2 separate regions of the Mus musculus genome follow, and region 2 is linked to region 1. A link is a loop called in an ENCODE intact Hi-C map of the cell type or tissue named here. Cell type or tissue: heart. All regions are shown on one strand. Links, peaks and the distances in the headings refer to the core of each region. The heading gives the core; the rest is flanking DNA.

The links. Hi-C counts contacts between places; a loop is a spot of excess contacts. Peaks named below come from ENCODE experiments on the same cell type or tissue, not always from the same donor. Only the 100,000 strongest peaks of a DNase experiment are listed, where the experiment ranks them.
Region 2: it touches region 1 in a loop (20-fold over the local background); 1 of 42 quality-filtered maps calls a loop at or near these places.

What each region holds. Positions count from the first base shown.
Region 1 is chr9:59,649,292-59,664,509 of GRCm38, forward strand. Pkm (pyruvate kinase, muscle) reads left to right here and starts at 7,285. Exons shown (of 11, transcript NM_011099.4): 1 at 7,285-7,358. It overlaps Gm51708 (a long non-coding RNA gene), which reads right to left and starts at 6,615. Exons shown (of 4, transcript XR_003948336.1): 1 at 6,546-6,615. It overlaps Parp6 (poly (ADP-ribose) polymerase family, member 6), which reads left to right. Exons shown (of 24, transcript NM_001205239.1): 22 at 1-62; 23 at 228-312; 24 at 633-999. The coding sequence ends at 735. LOC115487221 (a long non-coding RNA gene) reads right to left here and starts at 15,062. Exons shown (of 3, transcript NR_165179.1): 1 at 14,910-15,062; 2 at 14,506-14,626; 3 at 13,277-13,470. In heart, for the core only: CTCF peaks have their summits at 6,725, 6,931 and 8,144; DNase peaks (open chromatin) are centred at 7,070 and 8,090; H3K4me3 peaks cover 2,963 bases; H3K27ac peaks cover 2,953 bases.
Region 2 is chr9:58,574,508-58,589,725 of GRCm38, forward strand. It overlaps Nptn (neuroplastin), which reads left to right and starts at 7,733. Exons shown (of 9, transcript NM_001357751.1): 1 at 7,733-8,019. The coding sequence starts at 7,929. In heart, for the core only: CTCF peaks have their summits at 6,262 (motif pointing right), 7,345 and 7,549; DNase peaks (open chromatin) are centred at 7,694, 8,624 and 8,814; H3K4me3 peaks cover 2,527 bases; H3K27ac peaks cover 2,529 bases.

The sequences.
Region 1 (15,218 bases), core at 5,198-9,197:
CCGATCCATTCAGTCAAGGTTCCTGCAGAGTCGGAATCTAAACTGTATAGCACTTTGTGAAGGTATGCAACTCACCCAGTTCATGTCTTTTTGGAACCCTAGGCCTTATTTCTGATGCCCCTTTGGCACATGAGTCTGCCAAAAATTATGTTGAAACATCATGTCCTTCTTCCCTACCTAGACTGTCTTAACTTTACATCTGTGACTTCTGGCTCCTTTTCTCCCAGTGATTACGTCTAAGGACCTCCAGAAGCATGGGAACATTTGGGTGTGCCCTGTGTCTGACCATGTCTGCACAAGGTTCTTCTTTGTGTGAGTCCAAAAGCAGCCCTTGAGATTCCCTGAAGAGTGAGGGTGGTGGACGGTGTGGGACTGCTGAGGATGTCCTCTCTTGTTGTCTGAGTCCGCCCGTGCTGTCTAATTTAGGCACTGGGACTTCTCCTTGGGGACAAGGATAGCTTATTTGGGGCTGTGTAGAGGAATACTGCTAAGCTGATCCCTTCATCCTGAAGAACAATGACAAGATCTTTGACTTTAGGATGAATGGTCATGTTTTGAAGCATATTTCCTCTGGTAGGCATTATTTTGTATTATGTTTCCTCTTATGCTTACACTTGCCCTGTCTTTGGCAGATATGAGGATGGGCAGGTGGGCGATGCCAACATTAATACTCAGGACCCCAAGATTCAGAAGGAAATCATGCGTGTGATCGGAACTCAGGTTTACACAAACTGAGGGGGCCCCAGCCCTCGTACCACCCTGTTACCCCAGGATCCATCTGCCCTTGTAAAAGGACTCAGGAGCAGCAAGTGAGGCTGTCCTGAGAAACTCAAGGGGCAAAAAAAGTATAGAAGAGGTGGCCTTCATGGTGGAGATTGATCCAGGAACTACTCCACATTTGGATGGCCCTGACTGACTCCCACCCCTGATTTGCCCAATTGACTTCACCCTGTTTGTAAATAAAACAATAAAATGGAAGGTGCTGTGGACTGGATATGATCACTGTGGTCTGACTAGCCTCGACCCAACACCTAGCCAAGGTCCTAGGTAAGGGTTTTTATTCTGAGAGTGGAACTATTTGTGTTTCATGAAGTAAAAGATGCATTGTTTGGAGCCAGGCGTGGTGGCACATGCCTTTATTCCCAGCACCTGGGAGGCAGAGGCAGGCAGATTTCTGAGTTCGAGGCCAGCCTGGTCTACAGAGTGAGTTCCAGGACAGCCAGGGCTAAACAGAGAAACCCTGTCTCGAAAAACTAAAAAAAAAAAAAGATGCATTGTTTGTTTAGTTATTCTTTTGTATTCTACAGATATGTTAGTATTTTTTTAAAGAATCATTTATTTTATGTTTATGAGTACACTGTAGCTGTCTTCAGACACACCAGAAGAATGCATCAGATCCCATTACAGATAGTTGTGAGCCACCATGGGATGCCCGGGAAGTGAACTCAGGACCTCTGGAAGAGCAACCAGTGCTCTTTAACTGCTGAGCCATCTCTCCAGCCCCGATGTTAGTATTTTTAATGAAAAGATTAAGAGGTGAAGTTAATCAGTTATGTAGATGAAACAGACAGGTTAAGAATACAACTGATGATGGTTACTCAAGATTTAAATGGGCCTTTGAAGCCAGAATTTTTTTTTTTTTTAACCTTACTCAGGGCCAGCTGCTTTCTACACAAAACCAGCCCTGTCAGCCATGCTTGCTCTGTATCTCAGATGCTAGGCCCTTACTTTTCCCCCTGTCTGGCCTTTAGTTGGGATAAGTGAGGTGAAGGGATAAATTGACAGGTGCGAGAAAGCTGAGTTCTCTAGCGGGAAGTCCTTTAAGAAAGGCTCATAGCCTGTGGGTATAGTTCCTTTGTAAAATGCTTGCTTAGTGTACTTGAGGCCCCAAGGGGGCCAGGGGCCATCAGGATTTGGAGTGAGAATTCACCAGGAAGAAGTTGGAATTCCCTGAACAGGTAGGTTATTCTGTCTTGACACTGGATAACCATGGAAGGTTTGGTTTGTCTTATTAAGGAAGCTTCTGGCCTTTCTTACTTGTTCCATGTACCCAAAAAACTTAATTTTTAAGATAAGGTCTTGCTATGTAGTCTCGTCTGGCCTACAACTCACTATGTATAAACCAAGCTGGCTTGGAACTCACAAAGAACCACCTGCCTTGGTCTCTCAAGCCCTGGAATTAAAGGCGTCGCTACCATGCCTAGTTCCCTTATTTAATTCTAAGCACAGCTGAGGTATGTTGAACATTTCCAAATATTAATGAAAACCAGATATAAATACAGAAAATACCACAAAGTTCCTTTAAAATCCTAGCCTGCCTACCTTTTCTTTCTTTTCTTTTCTCTTTTCTTCCCTTTTCTTTTCTCTCCCTCCCTCCTTCTCTCCCTTCTTTCTCTCCCTCCCTCTCCCTCTCCCTCCCCCCCTCCTTTTCTCTCTCTCTTTCTTTCTTTTTTTTAGGATAGTTTTTCAAGACAGGGTTCCTCTGTACAGCAACCCTGGCTGTCCAGGAATTCACTTTATAGACCAGGCTGTCTTTGAACTCACAGAGGTCTGCCTGCCTCTGCCTCTCTAGTGCTGTGATTAAAGGTGGGCACAACACCATGCCTGGCAAAAGCCCAGCTTTCCAGTGATAACAATTTCAAATTCTACTATAGCTATTGCTTTCAATAAACTAGTTATTGTCTTCTGTGACCTTTATTGTATGTCACAACACCTTCTTACCTAGGTATCTTACTTGTGTTGTGGTTCCTGACATTTTGAACAAGTCAATACTACTCTTAAAGACCCTTCCTGAAGAACCTACTTCATTATCTTCCTAAGTCCTTATGACTAGTACATTATAAATGACTATGGTAGGGTTCATCTACAGTCTCAGCTTATCTTCTGGGGGCTAAGGCAGGAGAACCAGTTAAGCCCAGGATTTCAAAACCAATGTGAACAACTGACCAAGAATCCCATCTCAAAAAGGAAATAGCGAGTATATTCTAACACTCTTCTAAGACTCAGGCCTAACAGAAATAATAGTTCACCAAATGACTATCAGTGGACTCATGCAACTGAAAATCCTCCTGAGAAGACTTTGTAACCCATGATACCGTATCAGAGATTACTAGCATACTTTAGTTCTTATAAATTAGTTTCCAGGTAGTGTGCAGAGTACCTTAATATTTTGATAACATCTTATACTACTGTGTTAGTATATGTTGTTGCAAGCATGCTACATATATATTAACTCCTAATTCTCATAAAAGCCTCAGAAATAGGCCCATTTTACAGATGAGAAAATAGTCTTAGAGGATAAGGAATTTGCTATGTTCCACAGCTAATCATAGTAACCTGATTCCAGAATTCCTTTTCTGGTTCTGTGATTATAGCCTCATTTACTGCTGATAGCAAAGATAGAAGATACATTTTCTTCAGAGACCGTAAATGTATCTGGAGCAATGGTTCTCAACCTCCTTAATGCGGCAACCTCTTAATACAGTTCCTCATATTGTGGTGGCCCCCAACCATGAAGTTATTCTTGTTGCTACTTCATAACTAAGTTTGCTACTGTTATAAATCAGCTGGTGCTCTAACTCCACCTTAGGTGTGGCTCCTCACATGTTATATAGCATTTTTGGCAGTTTTAGAAATTAAGAAAAATTTCCTACTTATAAACATTTTTATATCAATGAAATCATACATATTTTATAGTTCTCCACTGGAAAACTAATCTCAGAAGTTCATAATGCCTGATAATTCAAAACATGAGATTAAAAAATTCTAGCCAAAATCAAGAATGCCTTCTGAAAGCAGGGGCTGTGGCTAGGCTGCAGCACCTCTGCTTAATACATAAAAGGTCTGGGTTCATTCCTCAGCAGTATAAGGAAGAAAAAGCCTTATCTGACAGAAGAATGCCTCTACTGCAGAGAAAATTGCTTGGTAGGGTCTGGTGTTTTTACCTGCTCACAACCATGGAGGAAGACTTGGGGGCCTGGCTACTTAGAAGGTGAAAGGGCTGGGGTCCTTAAAGACAAGTGTGAGCTACAGGACAGCATTCTTCACAGAGGCCAGTGACAGCCCACCTTTCATTTATCTGAGTGTAAGCAATCTTGCCTCACGGGTCAGGAAAAGGAACTGTTTTCCTCAATGCTAAGTAGAGAGTATATTGGACTCAAAATTTAAAAACTCCTTGAACTTCACCTTCCTTCCTATCCTCGGTAGTTTTCCATACAGGCTGGGTGTGGCCATGACTCAGTTTGTGGTAAGGATGTGGCCATCAGTGGGGGAGGAGCTTCCTTCTGCCTTTAATTCTATCTGGGAAGGAGCAGCAGTGTCTGCTGCTGAGTCATTACTGGCTCTCACGGATCACAGAATTATTCTGGATAGACCTAGTGATATCTTGGCTTCTTATAGGTGGTGAGGAGGAAGTTCTGTGGATGACACAATTCCACTGGAGCCCTCCAGCCCCAGGGATGAGAAAAAGGTAGGCTTCAGTTCATTTAGATGAACTACTAGCTTCTGGAGCAAAGGACTTTCCACAAATTGAGTTTCAGAACACCTCACACTGTCACCACCATTGGGCCAGAGATGCTGCCCTCTTAAAACTTTCTGCAGAAATAACTTTGCACAGAAGAGGACCCGAAGTCTTTTTAGTTCTAGTTGTCCTTGGAATGAGTGAACCAGGCAGCCAGCCTGTAAGGGCAGACATAGTGTGAAGAACACATCTAAGGAAAAGGTGGCACCTCTTAGGAAGAGTGCACTTGACCCACTGTTTTCCTGTCTTCGCTTTTTTTTCCCCCCTCAGAATATTCTTTATTGTTTGGTTTTTTTGAGACAAGGATTCTGTCTATCTCTGGCTGTCCTAAAACTCATTCTGCAGACCAGGCTGGCCTCAAACTCAGAGATTTACCTGCCTCTGCCTCCATCCAAATGCTGAGATTAGAGTAGTGTGTCACACCGCCCAGCTGCAGAATATGAAAGTTGTCTAATATACAATTTTTCATTGATCATTTTTAAAGTCCCTTATTGGAAAGATAATTATTTTGTCTGATGATGAACAGTAGCCACAGTGATCATTCTGTACTTCCACATGGATAAAACTCATTTCTTGAAACATAGGTGTTTCTGAGGTAATAGTTTTAATATTTCTGTGGTGTCTGATTGCCCCTGACTTAGCAGCAAACCTGGGGATATATGTCCTTTAGAATAATATGAAGTCATAGGAGAGAGGGAAGCATTGAGTTGGGCACTGTTGGACTCATTCACATATAATTAACTGATCAAACTCCACCCTGTGAAATAGGGATTGTCCTCAAGTTACTTTTAACGGACTGTACATGTTAAATTATAGGTATAGTCTATAGGGCTAGTGATTAAACTAGAACAAAGATAAGATACAACCTAACTATGTACTCCTCTATACCATGCCGATTTCTCAGCAGAAGCAAGATAGTAGGAAGTTACTGTGACACATTCTGTCATCTAATGAGAACACTTCCCATAGACCCCATTTGTGTAACTGTCAGATCATTGAAGCCTGCAGATGAAGAGCAATTCTTGGCTAGCACCAATTCTCCAGTTTAATGGATATTCATGTCAGTCTGGGTCCATATCCAGATTGGCCTGGAGTTCTGCCTCAGTCCCTAAGTGTCAAGGTCACAGACTTAAGATCACCAAGCTTTGTATCTAGATTTGTGGTGATGGTAGAGTTCATTAATGCATGTGTGCGTGCATTCCTCTGTGTGTGTGTAAAAGAGGAGAGGAGAGAGAGGGAGGGAGAAAAAGAATGAATATGAATCTATAACCGAAACCCTGACCTGCGTGGGCCTAGATCTGTGTGGCTCAGACTGACTTTGGCCTCTTGAGCGTTGGAATTACAGGTGTGAGCTACTCTGCTTGACGCACAGTATGCACAGTGGACCTCAACATGAGTAGATAGATAACTGTCACCCTGTTGAACACTATGGTTCTTTTGTGTGTGTGTGTCCAAGGCACAAAGAGGTCATTTCTTCTACCCCCTTCTCTTGCAGAAAGGAATGATTTCCTCCACAGATATAACCTCCCCCTCCCCAACTTCATGTTCTTTCCACCATAATAACCAAGCATTTACTTCCCTAAACTAAGGGGACCAAGGGGACTTATAGAAGAAACTAAAAAACTTTATTTCACTACAAATTGCATTTATGTTACCCTTCCCTCTAATCAAAACTGACCGAAAATGGGATGAAGGCCTGTGATTCAACTACAAAGAAGTGTCTGCTTGAAATGGTCACACCCATCTTTTACCAAGAAAAACAAAAGAACAAAACAAAACCAAAAAAAATCCAAAACCTAAGGTACAGTCTTCCCATTTAGAATGTGGCAACATTGTATCTGCTTTCAAAACTCTGCGGAATGAAGACTAGTGTTAACAGTTGGGAAATTAGAAAATACTTTGTAGGGAAAAAATTGTTAATGCCTCCAATACTACAAATTTAAATACATACACGCCTGAGTCAAAAACCAGTGTTGACTCCTGCATAGATAATGGCTACACGTAGGTCCAGTTCTGCACTAATTACCTTGGATTGGTTTGCTGCGTCCAGGTCCAGGCATTTTAAAAGTGCAGGATTCGAGACTCAAAGTATTAACATGGGTCCAATCTAGCCCTCCTTATTAGGAGGTCGCGCTCACGTTCCAAAGAGAGACTTAAGTTCTTCCTACCCAGCCTCTAAGTCTGGAACCCTCTAGGAGGCAGCCCAGACCTTCCACCACTCTCTTGCTCCCATCACCCCAGCTTCCCGTTCCGCTCAGCCTCAGAGGGTGTACTGGGGCGGGCGCCGGGAGGGTGGAGAGTCTCCGGGCGGGGCTGGAGGAATGTCCGTGGACCTATAAATCTGGGCACCGCCCTGGTAGGCCAGGGCAGATGGGGAGACCTGGGCAAAAGGCCAAAAAGGGAACATTTTGTAGCCGATCTAAAGCAACAGGTGGCGGTGGCGCCCGGGAACCTAGGGGTGGTGGTGGCGGCGGCGGCGCTGGCCCGGTGGGCGGGCCTTGCTCCCTCACCACTTCCCCATTGGTCAACAGGATAACCCTTGAGCAAATTTGGTCTACGATGTCCTTCCGCCACGGAAGGTAGTCCTCCTCAAAAGGGCAACCTGCTTGTCCCGCCTACCCTGAGCTTCTCTCAGGAGGTGCGGGCGCCCCGTTGAGAGGCGGGGCGCCGCCGGCCGCAGCCCGGATTGGGCGAGGGGCGGGGCTGCGGAGGGATTGCGGCGGCCCGCAGCTGTGATAACCTTGAGGCCCAGTCGGCGCAGCCCCGCACAGCAGCGACTCGTCTTCACTTGACTGACGTCCGCTCTAGGTATCGCAGCAGGAACCGAAGTACGCCCGAGGTGAGCGGGGAGAACCTAAGCCATCTGTCCCCAGAGCCGATGCCCACTGGTGTGTAACGCAGGCCTGCCTGCCCACGCGGGACTCAGGCGCCAGGCATCGAGCATCCCACTCCGGGTTGGGGAGGAGCCACACTTGAGTCCAAGTCTTAATCCTCCAAATTGAGGGTGGCCGGCTAGCTCCTTTCCCACGGTCTCATTCTGCTCTCTCTTCCATCTCAATCTGGTTCCAGCCTCTTATCTTACTATTGCTATCCTCGCCACCCTGTTCTCGCCCTGCTCCGATGCTCGTCCTCCTACATCCACTACGACTTACGACCTTCCTCTTAGCTCTGTGCCCTCATAATTCGGTGCCCTCCTCTTAATCTCTACTTGAAATAATTCCCCTACTCACCCCACCCCCACCCCCCATTCAGCCTCCGCGTTCATCCTCCTTTCAGGTCAGCGTTCTCTTCCCGCGCCAGTGTTCGCAGCTCTTCGTCGCCCCTCCCCCCTCCGATCCGGTCACGTCCGCGCCGCAGCATCCTTTCAACCTCCATATCCTCGCCCCTCCCCCTCGCAGCTTTTCCCCTCCCCCCGCATTCTAGTCACGTCCGCGGACTCCTCGTGGTCCGGTGCATGGAGGTAGGATGCAGTCACTAGCGGTCCTTGGTAATGCAGCTACAAGTTACGTAACTTTTGTATTCCCGGTGGCCTGGCAAGAAAGGTTGGCCGCTATTGCTGCCTGTTTTGTGTGCCCGCAGATTTTTGGTGGTGGGCACGGGCCCTCATTGCTCTCGCGCTCCATCCTGCGGCGGAGGGGCGGCACGTACTGCGATGCGTCTGATTAATCGGTCATGCTGCTCCCACGTGCTGGCGAGGGGGAGGGTGGGCGATCAACCCATACCCGTTCCCGACAGAAACTGGAGCCCGACGCTACCAGAACACACATAGCCCACAGAGCTCGGTCTAATTAGGGAAGCAGATTTTGTCAAGTCAGTGCTATGAGGAAGATGGGGCTGCATGCACAAGGTGGCCGGCATACTGGTTTTGAAAAAGCCGGGCATCTTCTAGTCTGAAGGCTATAAAGACCCAGTAAATACCCAGTCATAGTAAGATAAGAGCTCGACCACTTTTTCCAAATCCAGGACACTGGTAGTTTGGAAAAAGTGAACCTTATAGTGAAAATCCAGTCGTGCATGGAGGCAGCTAGGTTTTGGAATCCGGTGTGATCTATTAATATTCTTAGGTTTGGCCTCTGGTCCTGTGTCACTCCAGGCTGCTAAATTACTGGTCTCCTTGTAAGTACGGGCCATCCTCGATGTAGTGACTAACCTCGGGTGAAATATCCAGAAGGGCATGCATTATATCCTTTTGGTCAATGAATGAAGTAGTTACCTTGAAGGCTACCAACTTGATTCTGTCTCCTTACTATTTTTATGCACATTAGGGGTAAGCTTGGGGAGGCAGGTAGGCTCTGAATACCCAGTATGCCCATGGAAACAAATTCTCTCTGGAATCCCGTCAGTGTTTACAAAGTAATTAATGTTACATTGCAGCTCTCCTGAGAAAGAGCTATCTAAAGGGAGAAATCTGTGCAGCCTTTGTCTTTGGCTGTGAGGGTAGAAACAAAGAAACAGGTACCCAGATAGAAGCCTTCCGGTCCTCTTTGTTCAAGTAAGCCTTTTATGCCTTCTGGCTTGTAGGAAGTTTGGTACTGTTGCCCCAACAGTGGGGTGGGGGGGCTCAGATCAAGACTCAAGGAAGCATTGTTAGCAAATAATTTGCCCTCTGATGGCCTGATTATGCTGTAGGAAAGGCAGTGAGGGTGTTCTTTGGGAAAGTAGTGTAAACCATCACCGGGTCTGGGCAAGATGACTCAACCTTTCAACTTTGCGGCTTTTGAGAAAATTTTCTTCCTTGGGTGAGTGAGGGGACCACACTTGTTCTCTGAAGTGTTGTAAGGTTCCCTCTTTTTTAGTGAGTCAAATAGCGTGCATTTTCCCTGAATTAAACATGTCTCACTCAGACTGAGTGTGGTGGTTCAGCTTTAATCCCAGTACTTGGGAGGAAGGCCTGTGAGCTTGAGAACATGGAGCGGGTGATACCCTGTTTCCAGAGGTGGCGGGTATCACCTAAATGAAGGTGACCATAAGAGTGGAAATGTGGAGTGGCTGCTTCTAGACGGCATATTTTCATTCTTGAATGATTGGCACAGCAGCTTTTCATAGAACAACCAGTATCCAGATTGGCAGTTTCTCTCGAGGCATTTCTGAATTATTGCTTAAGCCAAACTATATGAATACTAATCACTTATTTAGTACATAGCTATTTTCATTTTAAGCATTATATTTTAAATTATTTAATTTGTAGGGAAATTTGTTAAGAACTGTTTGCCAGCACTCAGGAGGCAGAGGCATGCAGATCTGAGTTTGAGGCCAGCCTACTCTACAAAGTACCAAGACATCCAGAGCTACACAGAAACCCTATTTTGGGAGTGGGCTTTGGTGGAAATGTATCTCAACCAGGTATAATGGCCCTTGATCCCTTTATTCCCGGTGTTCTGGAGGCAAACTGGCAAATGACTTTGAGTTTAGTCCAGCCAGTGAGTGACTTGGCACATTTCATAGCTGACTCCAAACAGATTTATGGGGGCTGGGTATGCCATCTGTGTTATATGAACGTGTTGGTCACAGGAAACGCTATTTTATTTCTTAAAGCTGTTAATTGCTTAATATTGAGTGGAAGGGATGAGGAAGCGGCTATGGACAGAAAGGTAGAAAAAGCGTTTCTTGCCTTAAACTCACATTGGGTTTTTAGCATCTTTAGCTTTTTTGCAGCAAGTCGACACGAGTTGGGCAAGAACTAAGCTGGAGATTGAGGTAGAGGAAAATGACTCATTTGTCTTTCAGTTTCTCAATCATCTCAAATACCCACAGGCAAGTTAACTGGTGAGTTTTTTTTTTTTTTTTTTTTTTTACTGCTTCTGGTAAAGGACCGAGTCATCTCTGTAAACTGCACTCATGGAGACTATAATAGGAGTAGATGACTGTATGACGAAGAACATTCTTCCTGCCCTGGAACTTTCGTGCGTCTTGAAATTTTTAACCAAGAGCCAGACTTACTTTGGCTATGTAGTAATCAGGAGAGGTGAGCCCCACGTGCATCGTGGCCTGCAAAACTGCTGGATCTTAAGGCCTAGTGTAGCTACTCAGGTTTGGAGGTGGTCCCAGGGCACCACCAGCTGTGCTGTGAGGCCACACCCCTACTGTGGTTTGTGCCTGTCTGCACGTAGGAGAGAGGTCTGGGCTGCAGTACCTTAAGTGGCCTCTAGGGAGCTCTGAGCATCTCCTGAGGCCTGCCTCCAAAGGAAGCTGTATTCCTTCTAAATGTGTGAATAACCTTTAGGCCATATTTTGGCCTTAAAGTACTGGTGTCTCCAGTGTAAAAGACTTTACCCTTTGCCATGCCCACTTTGGAGGAGTCAAAGGTTTGATTTGATGTAGAGAAGGGCTGGGTGTGGTGGAATGTATTTTTAATCTCAGAGAGACAGGACAGTCAGGATTTGTAGAGTCCTTGTCTCAAAAAAACAAAGTAGGGAAGGGGCTGGCAATGTAGATCTGATACAAAGCCATGGTCCATCCCTACTACTACATAAAATGCACATAGTAGCACGTGTCTGTAATCATACTGAGCAAAGGACAGTGGGATTGGAGAAGTTGTGAGTTGGAAAAAACAAAATGGACTATGAACTGAATAAAGTCAGAATGCTATTTAATTAAGTTTTGGAAACTATAAAGATAAAAAGTCAGTGTTGATGCTAAGTTCTGGGTGGGAGAAATGGAGTCTTTAGATCCCACTCCTTGGGGAAAAGGCGGTCGTGCAAGCCTGCGGGCAGAAGTAGTAAGTAGGTCAGTGCTCTTGGACAGCTGGTGCTGCCTTCCTTCCGACTTTAATCACCCTGCCCCCAACTGTGGCTCCGGGCTGAGCCGGTGCCTCCTGTTGCTGAGACCATTGTGCATTCTGCTTACACCTGGTTCTCTGGGCTTCTGAGCCAGGGTCCAGAGCATGGGCAGCATTCCCGGAAACACTGGCCTTGCTAAGGAAGACCGCATGTGCCAACCGGACAGAAACTTCTGCAAAGTCACCTCCTTCCTGCTCTGGCTAGTTCTCCGCTCTGCACAGCTGAGCTAGAAGCCAGGAAATCCCTTGCTTTGAGGAAAGTAAGACCTTGTCTTAAAAATCAAATAAGCTGGGCCGTGAGGCAGGCAGATCTCTCAGTTTGAGGCCAGCCTGGTCTATTGAGTTCCAGGACAGCCAGGGCTACACAGAGAAACCCTGTCTGGAATCTGACTCTCAACCCCCAAAATCTCTGCTCAAGTGATCTGTACCCTTGATACCGCACATTTAATTTTGTTGTATGCTGGGTACTGTGCTCCAGGCCTTACCACTTTCTGGGGATAGAACTGTCACCTGCTTTGACCCTGGTGTTGGCTTCTCATTAGGGTCACTGATAGCTGGACAGCAGCCTTTCTGATGGATGAAGTGAGATGATCTTGGGTACTGGGGAAAGTAGGCTTGGGGTGACATCAGAGAAAGGTTGCTACAAAGCCCTGTTCCTAGGCCAGGCTGCTTTATTAGGGCAGCAATGATTTGGACCTACGTGACGATGTCATTGGTGGGGTGAGGCATGACCTTCCAAGAGTGTTGGCTCTAAGAAGCAGGGTGGCACCAGGCATTTTTGGTTTGGGGATTTTTTTTTTTTAATGACCTTTGTTCCTGACACGAGGGAGATGAATGTGAAGGGCCGAGGAGAACTGCCTGAGACAGGAAAGGGCAGAACCAGGTAATCAGAGCCAAGCTGGGCCTGTGCATGCTCCAACCTACAGCCCAACTGAGGCCTGGGCTGGTGTCTCCTTTCTCACAGAGGGGCAATGGCTCTGAAGAACATCCTGCTTCAGGGGCTCAGGTTCAAGAGTAAGGCTTCTGCCCCAGGGCATGGTATCTACTGCTGTCGTGGGACACACCGGGTTTCTGCTGCCGGCTGGAGGTTGGCTGTGCATGTGGGTGCCTCCTGAGGAGGAGGATGCTGTAGTGAGTTGGCTGGCATGGGTGGGGCCGCATGTCCTGGCAGTCACTGCTATCTATACAAGTATTTGGCCAATAAGGCAAGTCCTGCCCAGGGGCCCACCTTACCCTAAGGAACAAGGCTGGAGCTGCTGTCCTGGGCCAGAAAAGACTTCTAAAAGGGTGTTCTATTTATACTATACTATAGATAGGTGGTTGGCTGGAGTTGTGGGGCTCTGGAGGCCATGCAATGGGCAGAAGAGCTGTGGGAGGGAGGGAGGGGCTCCAGGTCAGAGCCTTGGGAGTGAAAATAGCTGGGTTCTAAGGATGAGGTTGGTAGGGGACTTGAAACCCCTGTAAGGTTTGTTAGAAGTCTGTTTAATTGTGTCCATCCATTGGAACACATGTATTTTCATTTGTCACTTTGTATATGGTAGCAAGGTAAGTCTACTCTGCAGACTTTAGGTTTAATTCTAGATAGAGAAATGGGTTGTGTGTGAAATTTTACCTGCTAAATTGCATCCTGAGCCCTGGAGGGCAGCAGTGCTTGTCTGTTGGAACATCCTTGTTGCACAACAAAGTTCTGTCAAGCCTGAGACCGGTCAAAACAGGAGAAGAAAATTGCATGGAACTGATAGGTTGTGGTCATGAAATTTTTCCATGGATTAGCCACACACTTTTGGGAAGGTGACTTTTAAAGTCAGTGGATTAAGTTGCCCTTCCTGGGTCAGTGAAGCTGCCCTGCTGAGCACTTTTGAGGGCATAGAGAACACACATCTATCACTATATTTTAGCAGGGTAATTCTGAAGGACACGGCTGATGTCACAGTGAGCTTTATAGGGTGCATAGAGATAAATGTGTCATTTTCAAAGACTACTTAATTAACAGTTTTATTAATAAAGGACACGCTGGGCAGACAGAAGTGTAGTAAGATGCTGTCTCAGAAGAGTAGGGCAGTAACGTGATACAGGCTATCATCCAAGGTGGAGCAGCGAGGGTCAGTGAGATAGCTTGGAAACACACACAGGAGCTTGCTTCTGATGGCTCCAGTGCTTCTGTCCCCAGAACCTGAGTGGTAGGAGGGGAGAGCACAGTTGTGGTCCTCTGATCCCTGCAAGGTGCCCACCAGGTACCCCCTAAAACTAAATAGTGAAATTTGTGTATTGGGGGAATAAAGTACTTCAAGGGATCCAGTAAAGGGTCACTTTTACCACTGGGTTTTTTTATTTATATCTTCTCCACTGTATATCTGTTTTAATGTAGTTAACAGCAACTTTTTGCCTTGTTATTAAGGTCGTTACCACAAAGAGCTTAGTCATATTCAGCTTTCACCTTAATCCTTGTAGCTCTTCAGGGCAAAGCATACTCCACTCTGAGCGATCTTTCCAAGTGAGGCCACCAAGCCACACTGAGTCAACAAAACAGCAATATGCCATCAGAAGCCCAGACCCAGAGAACCAAAGGTATGACCTGATCACTGGGCCTCACTCAGGCAGGGATTTGCGAGGGCACACTCGTGTCTCAGATGGGAAGAACGGCCTGGTGGCTGGCTTTTTCAGTAGTTTTCAGACACTGTCCTGGTGTCTGTCCCGCTCACTTGTCCCATCTCGGACACAGCAAGGCCTTTGTGTCTCATTGGCTTGGTGTACCATCTGTACTGTCCCTTAGCGGCCACTTATCCTAAGCCTGGCTGGGAGCCGTGAGTTTGCCAGTTGTGTTTGTTTCGGCCATGAGTAGACCAAGGACCTGGCTGCCTAGGGACTTCTCACATTTGGGGAGAGGGAAAACCAGGCAGAATTGATCTTGGCAGAGACCCGGAGCTCATTTAACAAACAAGGTGCTGGGAGGCAAGGAGCTAAGACTCTGGAGAAGTTGACATCTTGGTGTCTGATGTGTCTTGTAGAGTTAGGAATGAACAATGTTGGCCACTGGTTTCTTCCTTCCTTTAAAGGTTCTCAATTCTGCAAAGAATGTAGTGGTTGCACCCCTGTAATCCCAGCACCCAAGAGCTGGAACATGAGACTGTCATCAGTTCAAGACCAGCCTGTGCTACATATGATAACTTTGTCTTAAAGTTTTTCATATCTGCATTTGAAGACTTACAGGTGTCTGGTACTTGGTCACTAGTGGGTGGCTGAAGTCTCAGGTTGCAGAGACAGACTTAGGTACATACTCTCCAGGCGTCCAGAAAAGCCAGAGTTCCGGGAAGAGTGGGGGTCCTCAGCTGAGGAGACAGGGGAGAGCAAGGATATGGAGATACTGTGGAGCACAGGCTGAAGACTTTATGTTCAGGAGTTTGAGAGGAGCCTTGTGGCCTGAAAACTCAGATGAGAAAGAATGTCAGCTTCATTCAAGTCTCAGATAGTCTGCGAGCTATAGCCCAGAGCTCTCCCGAGAGTTCTGTCCTCTAATCAGCTGACTATCCAGCTCAGTGAGCACTTAGTTGTAATGAAGTAAAAGCAAAGGTCAGGACAGCTGTTGGAATTGTGACCTGGGTGGTTAATTACCTGGAACAGATGTTCAGACTACTGGGTGCTATACCTATCAGACAGAGAAAGAGGCTCCAAATAGCCAGACCTCGGGCTGGGGAAGCTAGGTCTAATGTCAGCCCTTGGAAAGATTAAAGATGGTAACTTCAAGGTCAGCCTAGGTTGCACAGTGGATTTCAGGCCAGTGTAGAGTAGCTGCTGTGATTCCATCTCCTAGGTTACAGAAGACTCCTTGGTGAGGTTATAATGACTTTGGGGCCATTTCAATGCCCTTGTGCAAAATTTGCTTTGTATGTCTTGTAGGTGGTACTGTGTTTTTGTTTTTGC
Region 2 (15,218 bases), core at 5,314-9,313, 1.1 Mb before region 1:
AGATTGGATACAGGAAGATGGGGAGTTTGAAGTATCCTCAGCTATGAAGTGAGTTCTAGCTCAGCCTGGACTTCATAAGAGGTTGTCTCAAGAGAATTGAAATGAAACAAAACAAAACTAAAAAAATGGACATGACGGCTGGGCAGTGGTGGCGCACGCCTTTAATCCCAGCACTTGGGAGGCAGAGGCAGGTGGATTTCTGAGTTCGAGGCCAGCCTGGCCTACAGAGTGAGTTCCAGGACAGCCAGGGCTACACAGAGAAAGACACGACTACAACACCCAAGAACTCTGTAACACAACCAAGAGACCAAACTTAATAATCCATGAGATAGAAGGAAGAGCTGAGAGAAAGAAAAACAAAATTCCCATGGTATAGTGAATCCTTTTCATGAAATCATAGCGAAAAACAACCAAACAATGAAAACCTTCAAAATCTAGAGAATAGACACCTAAACACAAGAAGAATTTAGGGTTCCATATACATAACCAGAGAAGAACCACTCCATGACTTCTTCTTCTTTTTTTTTTTTTTTTTGGTTTTTCAAGACAGGGTTTCTCTGTGTAGCCCTGGCTGTCCTGGAACTCACTTTGTAGACCATGCTGGCCTCCAACTCAGAAATCCGCCTGCCCCTGCCTCCCAAGTGCTGGGATTAAAGGTGTGTGCCACCACTGCCCGGCTCCATGACTTCTTTTTTTTTTAAATTTTATTTATTTTTTTATCTATCTATTTATCTATCTATCTATCTATCTATCTATCTATCTATCTATCTATCTATCTATTTAATGTAAGTACACTGTAGCTGTCTTCAAACACACCAGAAGAGGGCATCAGATCTCATTTTGGGTGGTTGTGAGCCACCATGTGGTTGCTGGGATTTGAACTTCAGACCTTCGGAAGAGCAGTCGGGTGCTCTTACCCACTGAGCCATCTCACCAGCCTCCATGACTTCTTATAATCAAAATATCAAACATTCATGGCAAAAGTATTAAAAGCCATAAGGAAAAAAGTCAATTCCTATACAAAGACTGGCATATTAGAGCAATATTATTTCTCTTATTGGCAACCAAAAAGCTAAGAAAGCATGGAACAATATGTTTAAAACCCTGAAAGTAAATCTGTACCAACTGAGATTGTTATACCCAGTAAAGCTATCTTTAAAAATGGCAAAGAAATAAGGCTATTTCAAGGCAAATACAAACTAAGGCTCAGGTACCCATCCCTGTAGCTGGTCTTTACTACTTTGTGAGTTCTTCTTTCTCCCACCCTTCAGCCTATATTCACTTTTTTTCACCTTTTCAACACTCTAACACTAGAGAGGAGAAGAAAAAGGATAGAAAGTAAAGGGGATGATGTTATTATTATACGACTTCCTTCTGAGTAGGGGCATCAAGTTGCTTGAGGTAGGTTCGATCTTCACCATCAGGATATCTAATTTCTCCTCCTTCTCCTTCTCCTTCTCCTTCTCCTTCTCCTTCTCCTTCTTCTTCTTCTTCCCCTTCTTCCCCTTCCCTTTCCCCTTCTTCCCCTTCCCTCCTTCCCGTTCTTCCCCTTCCCCTCCTCCTCCTCTTCTTCTTCTTTTTCTTCTTCTTTCCTCTTTATGCATGACTACTTAACAAATGCAACCAACAACCCATACTTTCTCTCAGGGCCCTAGCATTTATATACCCTCTGAAAAGTTCCCAGAATTCCAAACATCACACAATCTCAGAAACTATCTACTGCTGGCAAAAATCACACCTCTGTTAGAGCATGAGGCAAATCATAGCTGCTGTGGACAATCTGAAACAGCCCTATATCCCACACCTGGAATTAAAATTAAAACATATTCTTATAATATTTCTGTGGCTTTAATTTTTTTCCAAGTGGTTTTTTTAAAGTTTATTTATTTATTTATTTATTTATTTATTTATTTATTATAAGTACACTGTAGCCGTCCTCAGACACTCCGGAAGAGGGAGTCAGATCTCATTACGGATGGTTGTGAGCCACCATGTGGTTGCTGGGATTTGAACTCCTGACCTTCAGAAGAGCAGTCGGGTGCTCTTACCCACTGAGCCATCTCACCAGACCATTTCTGTGATTTTAAATAGAAACTAAAATGACAAAATTGTTACTACACATCCATAACAGAAAAGGTATCTAAAGAAAAACATGTGCACCAACTTACTCTTGCTAAAAAGTATTGTGATCCCACTCAATGCCTGAGATTTGGTTCTCAGTGGCACACATCAGGCATGATGGCTTAAATCTGCAATCCCAGCAGTATCAACGACCCTGAGAAACTTGTTGTGCATGCTCAGGTCCTATTCCCAGGCTCAGGAAGCAAGGCCCAACAATCCATCTTTGAACTGTTCTCCATGTAATTCTATAGAAGTTTCAAGCAACAGGGTCTGGGACTGGGGCTGGGGCTGGAGCTACTGCTCATTGATAGGACATTTTCCTAGCATGTGTCAAGCCCTGACATAAATATTTTAGCACTGCATAAAATATTTGAAAGATAACACAAATCCATATGAACATCTATTTTCAATTTTGACTATGAATTGGAATCAATTAGAGTCTTTAAAAAACAGCTATTTATACTGGGCAGTGGTGGCGCACGCCTTTAATCCCAACACTCGGGAGGCAGAGGCAGGCGGATTTCTGAGTTCGAGGCCAGCCTGGTCTACAGAGTGAGTTCCAGGACAGCCAGGGCTACACAGAGAAACCCTGTCTCGAAAAACAAAAACAAAAACAAAAACAAAAAAGAACTTGAAACACAGATGGCTTTGAGGCACCATGTGGGTGCTGGGAACAGAATCCAAATCTTCTGCAAGAGCAGCCAAAGCTCTTAACTACCGAGCCATTTCTCCAGCCACAACTGGAGAGATTTAACATTACACTTCCCTCCAAGATTCTGATTTAATTGATAAGGTCTAGAGATGGAAACTTTTAAAAAAGACATAGATAATATTTTATTATTTATTTATTCATTTATGTGTATACATGGTATATTTGCATGTAGTGTGCATGTGCAAAAGCTAGGGGAGGATATTGATGTCCTATTCGATCACTCTCAGTCTTAGTCTCCTGAGTCAGAGCCTTGAATTGAAACTAGAGCAAGGATGGCAGCAAGAAAGTCCTAGAGATCCTCCTGTCTCTGTCACCCACAAGGTTACAGGCACACATGCATACAACATCTGGCATTTTATGTGGATGTGGGGGATTTGAACTCAGATCCTTATGTTTGTGCAGCAAGCACTCTTACCCGCTCAGCTATTGCCCCTGCCCCAGGATTGGAATTGTTTCATAGTTCTCTGGTTGTTCTAAGGTTCATCAAAGCTGGAAATGCAGAGCATTTACTCAACAGCACATTAGAGATTGCTATGTATCTACATAAACTGGGCCCCACCCCAGACGATGGAATTGAAACCTCCAGAGGCTGGGTGGTGAGCATCTCTCTTTTAGTGCTGCGTTTTATTCATGCTTCCCAGTTGGTTCTAATGTGTAGCCACAGAGAACCATTTCATTATTGTAACTTTCTCAGCTTCTCTTTACTCGCGCCTCTCCCTTGAGGGCTCAAGAGTGAGGTTTCGGGTGAGCCATTGTGGGAAGGAATTAAGCAAGTTTGAGACCTGCCACTTAGAGAGGGCATGTGAATGTCTAGTCTTGCCCCCCCCCCCATCCTACATTTCCCAGTAGTACTGGGAAACAGCGTGTTCACTCACTGCTGTTCCCTGTGTCTGTGCGTACACGCAGCATTTAGGAGCAATTTGTTCCCAAGCTAGTCTGGCTAGCCGACTACTGGAGGTTATCCAATATAAACTTTATAAGAGGGATGCTATAATTTCTATAGGCATATTCATGACTTTTATTCAATTATTTCCAAATCTGGGCAAGGATTAGCCCCTAAGATCCAACTCCAGTCATAGAGAGCATAAACCGGCTGTTAGGCTGGTCTGCTTCATCCTCATCCCTATATTAGTCAGTCATCAAAGTGGATACGGTACCCAAAGTTCTCTCTAAAAAACGAGAAGCATCCCATGCTACTGTCCAGGGAACAAACATTATTCTAACCTTAGCCGACCCTGAGTGTGGAGTTTGCCCAAGGATATTGCTTTGCTCAGATTCAAATGACGGCAGTCAAGATGAGTGGGGCAATATATATTACTGAAGGAGCTTAAAGGTGCAGAGATCTTTGTAGGATGAAGACAGGAAACCATTAGGAAGTTCAAGAGCATCTCTAGGAATCCTACAACTCTGTCGTTTTGACCAATCTTCCAAGGGCCAATTGAATACATCAAACCAAACCAAGGGAGGACTTTCCATTTGGGAATTACAGGCCTTACCACCAGGGGGTGCTACCAACACTGGAAAGAAGACCTCCAAGGGATTCGCTGGAGGCCAGGAAAGTGTTTCAGCCTGAGCTCTGAGGACCCCTAGGGCTCTTCTGGTGCATCACAAGGAGCTTAACAATCCTTGGACACATCTGCATTCGGAGTTTTCTTAGTGTATGTAAATAATAATCAGTTTGGTTTTAAGACAGGACTTTGTTCTCTGTAGCATAGGCTGATGGTCTGGATCTATATATCCTAGCCTGACCTGGAACTTGTAGTGACTCTCCTGCCTCAGCCTCCTAAGTATTGGTGTACATATAAGCTACTATGTCTGGTAAGCCGTAAAACAACAATAACCCCCAACCCTCGATTTCTAAATTCCTTTAAAGAGGTTCCCACATCAATAGGAGATTTTAGTTGTGTGTCTTAACAGCAGGAAGAAACTAATAGTACTCTTATGTCATGTGGGGACCTGCTGATGTTTTCCCTAGGTAAAAAGGGTTCTTTATAATTTAGTGCTTTGAATGGTACCACCCATAGGTAAAAGATTGCTCCTGAGTCAGCTTTTGCAATCATGATATTGTAACATTAGGGAGAGAAAATGTAGGCTGGAGTCTGAGCTGTAGTAGTGTCATGATCAACATTGAAGTGCGTGTAACACAACAGAAATTGTTCAAAATATTGCACATAAACTTATGCACTTTTTCTTCTTACAGTCTTTCAAAGCTGCAATGATCATTGTCCCTATTTGACAGATAATTTGTCAAGAGAAATTATTAGGTCACTGGGGCGAAGATGCATAGATACTAGCGATGCGGGCGGGGGTGGATTTGGATTTTATAATTTCTTATCCAGACTAGTTCAGATTGTGCTATAAGAACAACCCCGGAGGGCTGAAGAGGCAGCTCAGTTATTGAGAACATTTACTGCTCTTGCAGTGGACCCAAGTTCAGTCTCAGCACCCACATAGATGCTCACAACCATTGATAACTCCAGTTCCAGGGGTTCCAACATCCCCTTGTAGACTTTACAGGCATTACAACACACACAGAACACAAACATACATGCAAGGAACACATTCATACACATAAAATAAAAATTTCTAAAAGTAGAAAAGAGCAGACATCCTTGAGTCTCAATAGCAATATTATCAGTTCTGTGTGGGTGACAAGAGGGTTCAGCTTATTGTGCTAACTCGAGGATCCAAGTGGTCATCCCTTTCCTGTTGACATGTATTTTCACTATCATAGCCATTACTCACTATTACCAAGACCAAAGAGTCTGAAACCCTGGAAATGAATGAATGCTTCACTTGGAAAATGATGCGTGCCACTTCTCAAATTTCATTGGCTGAGACAGCCACAGGCCACTCTCAACTTAAAGAGGGCAAGGAGATGTGCTTCTAAAATAAGCCTAGAAGCAAGAGAACCCGACTGTCTGCCATCCACAGTTATGCTTGGAGATCCTGAGCAAAACCTGCCATCTCTTAGCCTCAGTTTCCCCATCTGTGAATGATACTTTTATAAGGATTTCTCGTTGCGAGTGTAAATACGTAGGTTTGTTAGGACACAGCTTTTCTTCTGTGAACATACCCCAGAGATAGAGCCCCAGCCCTTGCTGCAAAGCACAGTCTATAGCAGATAGCAGATAGTTGTCTAGTTCCTGGGAAAGCTGGAGAGTTCTGGAGAGTTTGTGATGGTTTCTTTCTTTCTTCCTTCCTTTCTTTCTTTCTTTTTTTTTTTTTTTCGGTTTTTTGAGACAGGGTTTCTCTGTTTAGCCCTGGCTGTCCTGGAACTCACTTTGTAGACCAGGTTGGCCTCGAACTCAGAAATCCAACTGCCTCTGCCTCCTCCTTTTTTTTTTTTTTTTTTTTTTTTTTAAGATTTATTTATTTATTATATGTAAGTACACTGTAGCTGTCTTCAAACACTCCAGAAGAGGGCGCCAGATCTCGTTATGGATGGTTGTGAGCCACCATGTGGTTGCTGGGATTTGAACTCCAGACCTTCGGAAGAGCAGTCGGGTGCTCTTACCCACTGAAGCCATCTCACCAGCCCCCCTCTGCCTCCTCTTTACTCCAGATTCTCTAACCCTTTGAATATAGTCAGGTCAGCAGGCCAGTTTACCCTTTCTCACTTGTAAGCCACAGAGACACCCGAGGATGTCTGTTGTGACTCATAGATGAGCTAAGCCACAGAAAACACTCCTTTGCTAACCACAAGTGCTGAGGGTGGTTCAGGGAAAACAAACAAGCCAACTCCCCCAAATCTGTGTTTGTGTTCGAGAGCCTGTGTGCCCGCACTGGGAGGCCAGAAGTTGCCTTCGGGTATCTCCCTTAACTATTCTTTTTCTTTCTTTCTTTCTTTCTTTTTTTTTTTTTTTTGGAGAATACTCAGTTTTTGAGGTAGGGTCCCTCACTGAGCCTAGACCTCATCGATCGGCTAGGCAGACTAGTTAGCAAACCAGAGAGCTCTTCTCTTCTCCAGACTCAGATTACAGCGTTGGCTCTGGTGGCCATCCTTTTCTGTTTTATGCTGGGGAAACTCAGGTCTTCACGTTTGTGTATCAAGCATTTTTAAGGACTATGACATCTCCCCAGTACTCTCTCACCGCAAAAGAAGGCATTTCTCAACTTTCTATGCAACATGGCTAAACTCCTTTTTGATTGCCCCTTTCCTGTGGGTCATCTCTGATACACCAGGCTGAACAGTGAACTGAGTGGAAACTATTTTCTTACGGGTTTCCTCTACCAAAGGTTCTGCCTATTACTGGACACACTGTGACTTCCTTGTAGAATTGGATCTGTAGCCCTGCACAGGCTAGCTCTTCAGGCCCTCAGAGCTTGTGAAGCTAAAATAAGGCCAAAGAGGGGTGGGGAGGGCACAGGTAGGGAGGAAAAGGAGGACACTTGAAGGCTGAGGGAACAGATGTCCGTGCAAGGAAGCACAGCGATCGTTAACACTGCCTGGAAGGGAAAAAAAAATCCACGAGGCAGAGAGGTTGTGGCCAGATACCTCTAGGGGTCTCTGGTCAAAGTCCAGAAGGAAAAGCAGGGTTTTGATAAGGGGTACTAATAGGAAGCTCAAAAGCAGGGTCTAGGGTATCCATTTCTGAAGCTTCGAGCAGTAACGCATGAAAGGCAGGATGGGTGGGGGGAGCATTGTTTTCTCAATGCTTCCTCTAATTTCTGAGCGCTAGGATCCCATAGAAGTGAGAACTGTACTCCGCCGTCTTCCCCCGTGGGAGAAGGAGCGGGTGGAGTCCCCGCCTCGCCCCGTCACGTGGCCAAAAGCGCCCTTCGCACGTGACCGCCCTTGTGCTTGGCCAATCAGCCTCTGCAGGGGCGGGGACTTGGGGAGGGGGGGGAAGAGGGCCTCTTCTCGCGAGCCTTGCCGCCGGTGCTCCTGGCCCGCCCACGGCCGCCAGCGGAGGTCTCGCGAGGCTTGGACGCTGCGGCGGTAGGAGGAGGACAGGGAAGGACGGAGCTCGGCCGCGGCTGCCTCCCTCGTTCACTCCCTCGCGCGCGCGCTCGCCCGCCCCCTCCCTCCCTCCCCTCCCTTTCCCCGGCCCCGGCCCCGGCCCATTCGCTGCGCGCTCTCCGGCTAGGGAGGATGTCGGGCTCGTCGCTCCCCGGCGCCCTGGCCCTCTCGCTCTTGCTGGTCTCTGGCTCGCTCCTTCCAGGGCCAGGCGCTGCTCAGAACGGTAAGCCGAGGGGCCGGGGGCGGGTCGGGCGGGGGCGCCCGGCTCTGGCAACCAGAGGGGCCGGGCCCAGGCCTGAGGGGGATGCCGGAGCCGGCAGCGGGCGACCCGGCTGAGGCGAGGAGGTGCTTCGCGGAGAGGTGGAGGCGTCGCTTTGGTGCGAGCCCGGGGCTCTGTAGACAGGTCCGCGGCGTAGGGCTCATCGCGCACCGGGAGCTGGAGTAGCGGGGGCGGCTCTGGAGAAAGCGGCGGGAGACAGGCGTTCGAGTTCGAGCTGGCGGAGGGGTGGTGTCGGCGAGAGAACCGGGCTCCGCGGGCGCTGACACCCGGGATTCTACTGGGGCCCTGGAACCCGGGTGACATTCTGCAAAATGGGAGGAGGGGGGAAGCTGGGGTCAAAAGGATCCCGTAGAATACCTAGAGGCAGCAGACTGCTTGAGTCTCTCAAGGAGAGGGGTTAGTGAGCGATTCGGGAAACCTTGGATTTGGGGGTAGAGGGAAGGTGGGTGGAAAGATGGAGTGGGTTGACTGCAGTAGGGGGACCTGGAGAAGAGAAGCAGCAGTGTCTCCAAACGAGCTGGGGGAAGAGGATTGGGTTTTGCCAAGGAGGGTGGAGTGCTGGGCATTCTAGGGTAGCGGTTGGGAAAGCAAAAGGGAGTTTCTAAATAAGGAGAGGAAAATGAGCAGAGGATGCGGGGAAAGCTTTAAAACCGAGGTAGAAGAAATATCAGGGAAGTAAAGGGTGCCTGGGTATAGTGGTGGGAGTGGGGGAAGACGGAAAAATAAGGGAAGAGAGTAAAATGCAGGAAGTCGGGGGTGTAATGTTGCTTTGTAGCGCGGCGGATACATTAGGGAGGGGACGAGTTGTGGCAAATGCTTTATGATGCTAGTTCGGCCTTTGGGGAGGGCTGGGACACAGCCACATCTGCAGTGGTGGGATTGAGGGCAATGAGAGATGGTGGCAGGGGAGATGGAGGAAGTGGGCTTTTAGAACTGAAAGTTTCAAGATTGCAAAGATGTTATTTCTGAGGAATATGAATGTGGTCTCTGGGTTGGGTTTAAGGTACAGTGGAAGTGAGAATTGGGTTGCGAACTGAAGCTCTTTAGAGAAGATGGTGAAAGATAATAGGCTTGGGGAGCTAAACATGACAGATTCTGTTGGAATTGTCACAGTCCGTTGTTGAACCGCACATTCAGATACAAACCTAAAGGGATAATGAACCTAATTCAGCTATTGTGGAAACAACTATTAGGAGGTTTAAAGATTTCTATTTTAAACATGAAAAAAATTAATGAGAAGTTGGTTAGGGATAGGGAGCCATACATTAGTCATTAGTTTTAATCTCTGAATTTCTTCGTTGTTATGCTAAAACAATTTGAAGTGGCTTTCATTAAAACAAAAATCAGTCAGAGCCAGTGGAGTTGAGTATTTTGAAGACAAACTGAGCTTAAAATGCTAGCGGATACAGTAATAATGTATCACATTTAGTATTGGAAAAAAAGTCACTTTATCAAATATTCCCTTTACAAGGGAATTTTATGCCCCATGGCTTTATTACTTCATGAGCCAGAAAGGAAACATTTGTTTCTTACATTGAATATCCTAAGGATATGGACACTTCCACCCCCTTTTCCTTCAAGTATGAAGCTGTAGAAGGGAAAGGGTAAAGTTAGCCTGATTTGCTCCCTCTATGCTTGGTATCTATGTATATAAATATGTGTTATTTATCATAGATGTGATAACAATGTGAGTTTAATTCTGATTTCAGTTATTTGTGGAAATAACAGTTTCATTTTGCACTATAGATGAGAGATTCTTGATCTTAGATACTTAATCTCTGCTGGCATAAGTTATTTCTGATGATTTATAATATGGTAAATTGTAGTTTCTTAGCAACTAAGGCAAGGTTTTTGGATAGGCCTACAAAGACTCATCTGCTCTTAGTGATAATATGTTCTAAATACAGCATAGTACAGCCTTTCCCTTGAAATGAGCTTGGATTTAGTCACATGACAGGGCTAGTAAAGTGACTATGAACCCATAGTTGAGCTAAATGAATGTAAATTGAATTCATGAAAGAAATGGTTACTTCCCAGTTTATATGGTTAAGGATGCCATTTTAAAGCTTTCTGTAACGTGCCTCAGTGATATTTAAGGTTTCTGTTGATTGTAGTCCTGTAATAGTCTCATTTTGTGTCCTCAAGTGTTTTTACTTTTTTAAACAGTGAAATGAGATACCATGTTATATACCACATAGTATTTAACTATTAGACATACTGATAATAAAAATAATGCTTTGGAAAATCAGTTGTAGAGTCACTGTTTCTGGATTGAAAATGTGGCAGTTTAGATTAGGCATGTAGAAGTTTTTGAAAAAGCTTCTGTTTTTGTTATTCCTTAAGTGAAGAATTTGGTATAGATGGCCAGCAGCATTTCTTTTTAATTCCAAAAGGAATACGATCCATTACCATAGGAATTCAAGTACATTTTACTTTTCATATAAATATTCAGACTTGTAAGGTCACAGTTTCATATAAAACATAAAAATTTTAAGGTATTCAAAGGTTTTAGGTTAAAATTGAACATTAAACCAAGCTCATGATCTAGAGCACAGGCTTTGGACACAGATAGAACTGGTATTTTGTTTTGTGTGTGTGTGTGTGTGTGTGTGTGTGTGTGTGTATAGAGAGTGGTGGGAGGGAGAGAAAGGTGAGAGAGAGAGTGTGTGTGTGTAGATACTAGGGCTCCAACCTTTGTACATACTAGGCAAGCATGGGACCATTGAGCTTTGTCTTCCCAAGGATTGGGTTTGAATTCTAATTCTCTACAGCTAAGTGACCTTGAGTAAGGCAGGCCTTAGTTTGATCTGTGAAATGGGGATTACAGTTAGTCCCATAGGGATGATGTAAGGATTAAATGAGGTAATGAGTCTAGTTGGATTTCATTTTGATACTATTGCAAGTCTTAGTGTTAGCCATAACTATTATTAAAAAGTAGCATGATTGCTTTTCTTCTTATGTGTATTAAGCATTTATTAAAGCTTCTGTCATCATGAATACAAGTTAATAATAGGTCATTTGAAGGTCCCTTACAGAGATTTGTGCCAACCATTTTGCTGCAATTGAAATTCTGGTGAGGAAGTTTATATTCTGTTTGATTGTCTGGGAGATTTCATGGTATTCTTTTCTCCTGACCATGCCTGCAAATGAGTACATTTTCATAAGGGTCAGGTGTAGCCTTTTTATAGAATACCGTTGTTGTAAGAGAAGTAGAATGTAGTACCTGGAAGATGAGGTTTACAGGTGTTAGCTGAACGAATGAATGTGGGATGGAATGTGAAAATGTAGTATGTTCTTCTGAGACTTATTACATTAGATAATTAATACTGTAGGGGCAAGTAGAGAATCTAATGAGTTTTATTGTTAACAGCTGAATTTGAAGAAACCATTTTGCTTAGGTGATTCTTAGCTGTGAACATTATGCTTACAACAGTGCTAGTATCTGCACTAGGTGGTTTATGAGTCTTTTTGTCAAGTGCTGTTAAGTTGTTTGGCAGTTTGCTTTAGACTATCTTTCTACTTAGAGAACTGAAATAAGTATCAGAAAGATAAAATCTTATGAGTGATAGCCGTGGCATCACATGTATGACAAAATGTCAAGCAACAGATTTAAACATAGTTAAAATATTATTTGACTAGAATAAAGAACCTACCTTTGAATAAATAAAGTTTTTCCTAAGGAGACTGTACGTCTTTAATCTCTTTGCACATATTTGTCAGGGGTCTAGTAGGAAAGGTCATCTAACTACAATAGAGCCTATTTCTTGGCTCGTCTTCTAGTTATTGAGTCCATGTTGAGAGACAGGTTTGAGTGTGTGTGTGTGTGTGCGTGTGCGTGTGCGTGCGTATGTAAACACAGAGCTTAACCTATGAGTATGCCAAAGTTTTAACAGAAAATGATGTGCTCCACAGTTAATTTACTTGCCACAAATTAAGATCTGATTTCATTGTAGATCTGATTTCCTGTGAAATCTTGAAAAATTAGACTTACAAGAAATTTTTTGCTTTTTCAATATGGTTTTGCTGTAAAACATTTCCTTGTAGGCTCTAAGGCAGCGGTTTGTGGGCTGCGACCGAAACAACCCTTTCCCCAGGGGAGTCACATATTGGATATCCTGCATATCAGATAGTTATGTTGTGATTCATAATAGTAGTAAAATTACAGTTATCAAGTAGCAACAAAAATAAGCTATGGTTAGGGGTCAGCACAGCATGAGGGCCTGTATTAAAGGGCCACAGCATTAGGAAGGCTGAGAGCAATGCCTCGAAGGTAACATGCTACTGTACTATTGTTTTAATTTCATTACACATAGTTCTTTTTAGTGCTGAGATTAAATTTAGGGCTTCTCAGATGTTAGGCAAGTGTTCTAACTCTTGATCTTAATTTAAAAATTTCTTACACTTATTTACCTGTGTGTATGTGTTTCTGTGCATCTGTGAGTAGGGGTTCATTTCTTGGTACACCTGTGCAAGTGTTGTCTTCTACCATGTAGATTTTGGGGATTGAAGTCAGGTTGTCAGGCCTGGTGATTTGGTGGCAAAGATGACCACCTGTGACTTACAAAGGTGCTCTGTGAGTTTGTATGTTTTTAATTAAAATGTTCGCCGGGCGTGGTGGCGCACACCTTTAATCCTGGCACTTGGGAGGCAGAGGCCAGCCTGGTCTCCGAAGTGAGTTCCAGGACAGCCAGGGCTACATAGAGAGACCCTGTCTCGAAAAAAACCCCAAAAAAACAAAATAAAATGTTCTTTGGAATTCAGATCTATGAGAATGTTTGTTTTTTCCTTTGTTTTATTTTTATTTTATATTTTATGTTTTTGAGAAGGTTTTTGCTGAGCAGCTCCTTTCCTTGAACTTAGATCCTCAAACTTTACCCTCCTGAATGCTAGGAAGTATAAAGATTTTTTTTTTATGCTTTTGGAAAGAGAAGGGGTGCTGTTATCTGTTAAAATGAAGTATATGAGCAAATGAGTGACTGTTGAATACCATACAGAAGGTATTCGGTGAAATTTTGATAGTTTGCTAATAAAATTACAAAGAGAAGCTTTAGAAAAATGGATTTTGTGAAATAATTTCTGTTGTTTAACTCATCCTGTCCTTTTTTTGTCATCGTTGTTGTTGTTTTTTGAGACAGGGTTTCTCTGTATAGCCCTGGCTGTCCTGAAACTCACTTTGTAGACCAGGCTGGCCTGGAACTCAGAAATCCGCCTGCCTCTGCCTTCTGAGTCCTGGGATCAAAGGCGTGCGACACCACAGCCGGCAACTCATCCTGTCTTAACTCGTTGTGTACAACAAGAGCACAATCCGGACAGGATCAAATATAAAGAATGAGGTTTTGAGAGGAAGGGAAAGCCAGAAGGTTGTAGTAGGATAAGGAGAAAAGCTGGATGTTTGAATAAGGAATGCATGGATCTTCATTTGAGAAACATCTGGAGGAGCCGAAGCTGCTAGAAGGAATAGTAGGATGGGGCAAGAGAAATGACTTTCAGTGGTTAAGAACGCATACTGTTCTTCCAGAGCATGAATGTAGCTCCCAGCTGCTTTTGACTCCAGCTTTGGTTTCCATGGGTACTTGTACTTGTGTGCACATACACATGTAGACACATAATAAAAAATAATAAGAGTAAATCTTTAAAAAATTGTAGAGACTTTTAAATAAATTGGCACATCAAAACTGCAAAAGTGGTGCAAAAGAGCACTTCCTGTGAACAACTTGACTTTGATAATGACTGTGAACAAAAACATTTTACATAAATGGTCAAATGACATTAATAATGTAGAGTTTAATTTTAACCTAGGATAATACATTTTAAAACACAGTTGTGAGGCCTTCGAAGACTTTTTTTAATCTTTTTTTTTAATTTATTTTATGTATATGAGTACACTGTAGCTATCAGAAGAGGACATCAGAGCAGGGCAGTGGTGGCGCACGCCTTTGATCCTAGTACTTGAGAGGCAGAGGCAGGTGGATTTCTGAGTTCGAGGCCAGCCTGGTCTATAGAGTGAGTTCCAGAACAGCCAGGGCTACACAGAGATACCCTGTCTTGAAAAACAAAAAACAAACAAACAAAAAAAGAGGGCATCGGATCCCATTACAGATGGTTGTGAGCCACCATGTAGTTGCTGAGAATTGAACTCAGGACCTCTAGAAGAGCAGTCAGTGCTCTTAACCACTGAGCCATCTCTCTAGCCCACACCAACTGTTTTAATCACATTCAAGTGTTTCCTCTTATTCTAAAAATAATTAAGCTTAAAATACTTGTCAGTATCTTAAGACCTTTCCTGGTAGAATGCTGACTAGGCCCAGCGCAGGAGTTGGTTAATGTTGCTTCTCTTTTCCTTCCCTGGCGTATTTTTAGATGGGTGGGTTTGATCATATCTTAGCTGTCTTCCAGTTCTAAAAATGACTTCGTTATTAGACCCAGTGTAGGTTCTACCTCCAATGGGTCTGTATAAGCTTCTGTTTTTATAAGTTTTTAGAAACCTACTTTAGGGATGATGTACTGTTTTGAAATTTGACTTTTTCTGAGTATTCTTCAAATGGTACTTGCAGTTCTTGTTTTAAGGAAGACAGAACAGTAACTGTTATGGAGATTGCAGCTCAGTGCAGATATTGCCAGTGTGAATTAAAAACAGTCAAGAAACAAACATTTTTGCCTGGTAGGTATTTGTATTCCCGTTGGTTGAACACTGTTTGGTTAATGAAGAGATAATGAAATAACACTTTTTAATTATAAATTATAAATTTTATAATTACTTTTAAAATGCTATCCTTTGAGGAAATCTGTTTCTGTATATGAGTTTTTTAAACTATATATCTAAAATGCATTTCAAATCTTTTTGTTGTGGGTAAAAAAAGCAACCCAAATATCTGAATTATATCTGAGGATATTACTAAGTTAATAGCCCGTAGAAACAACACATAAAACAAAAAAATATTTTGTGTACATGTACACATGTATACATGTATATGTTGAGTGCATATATGGGCCCTCAATGCGCCTCAGTGTTTGTTTTGAGGTCAGAAAGCAACTTGTAGGCCAGGCAGTGGTGGTGCAGCCTTTAATCCCAGCACTTGGGAGGCAGAGACAGGCGGATTTCTCAGTTCGAGGCCAACCTGGTTTACAGAGTGAGTTCCAGG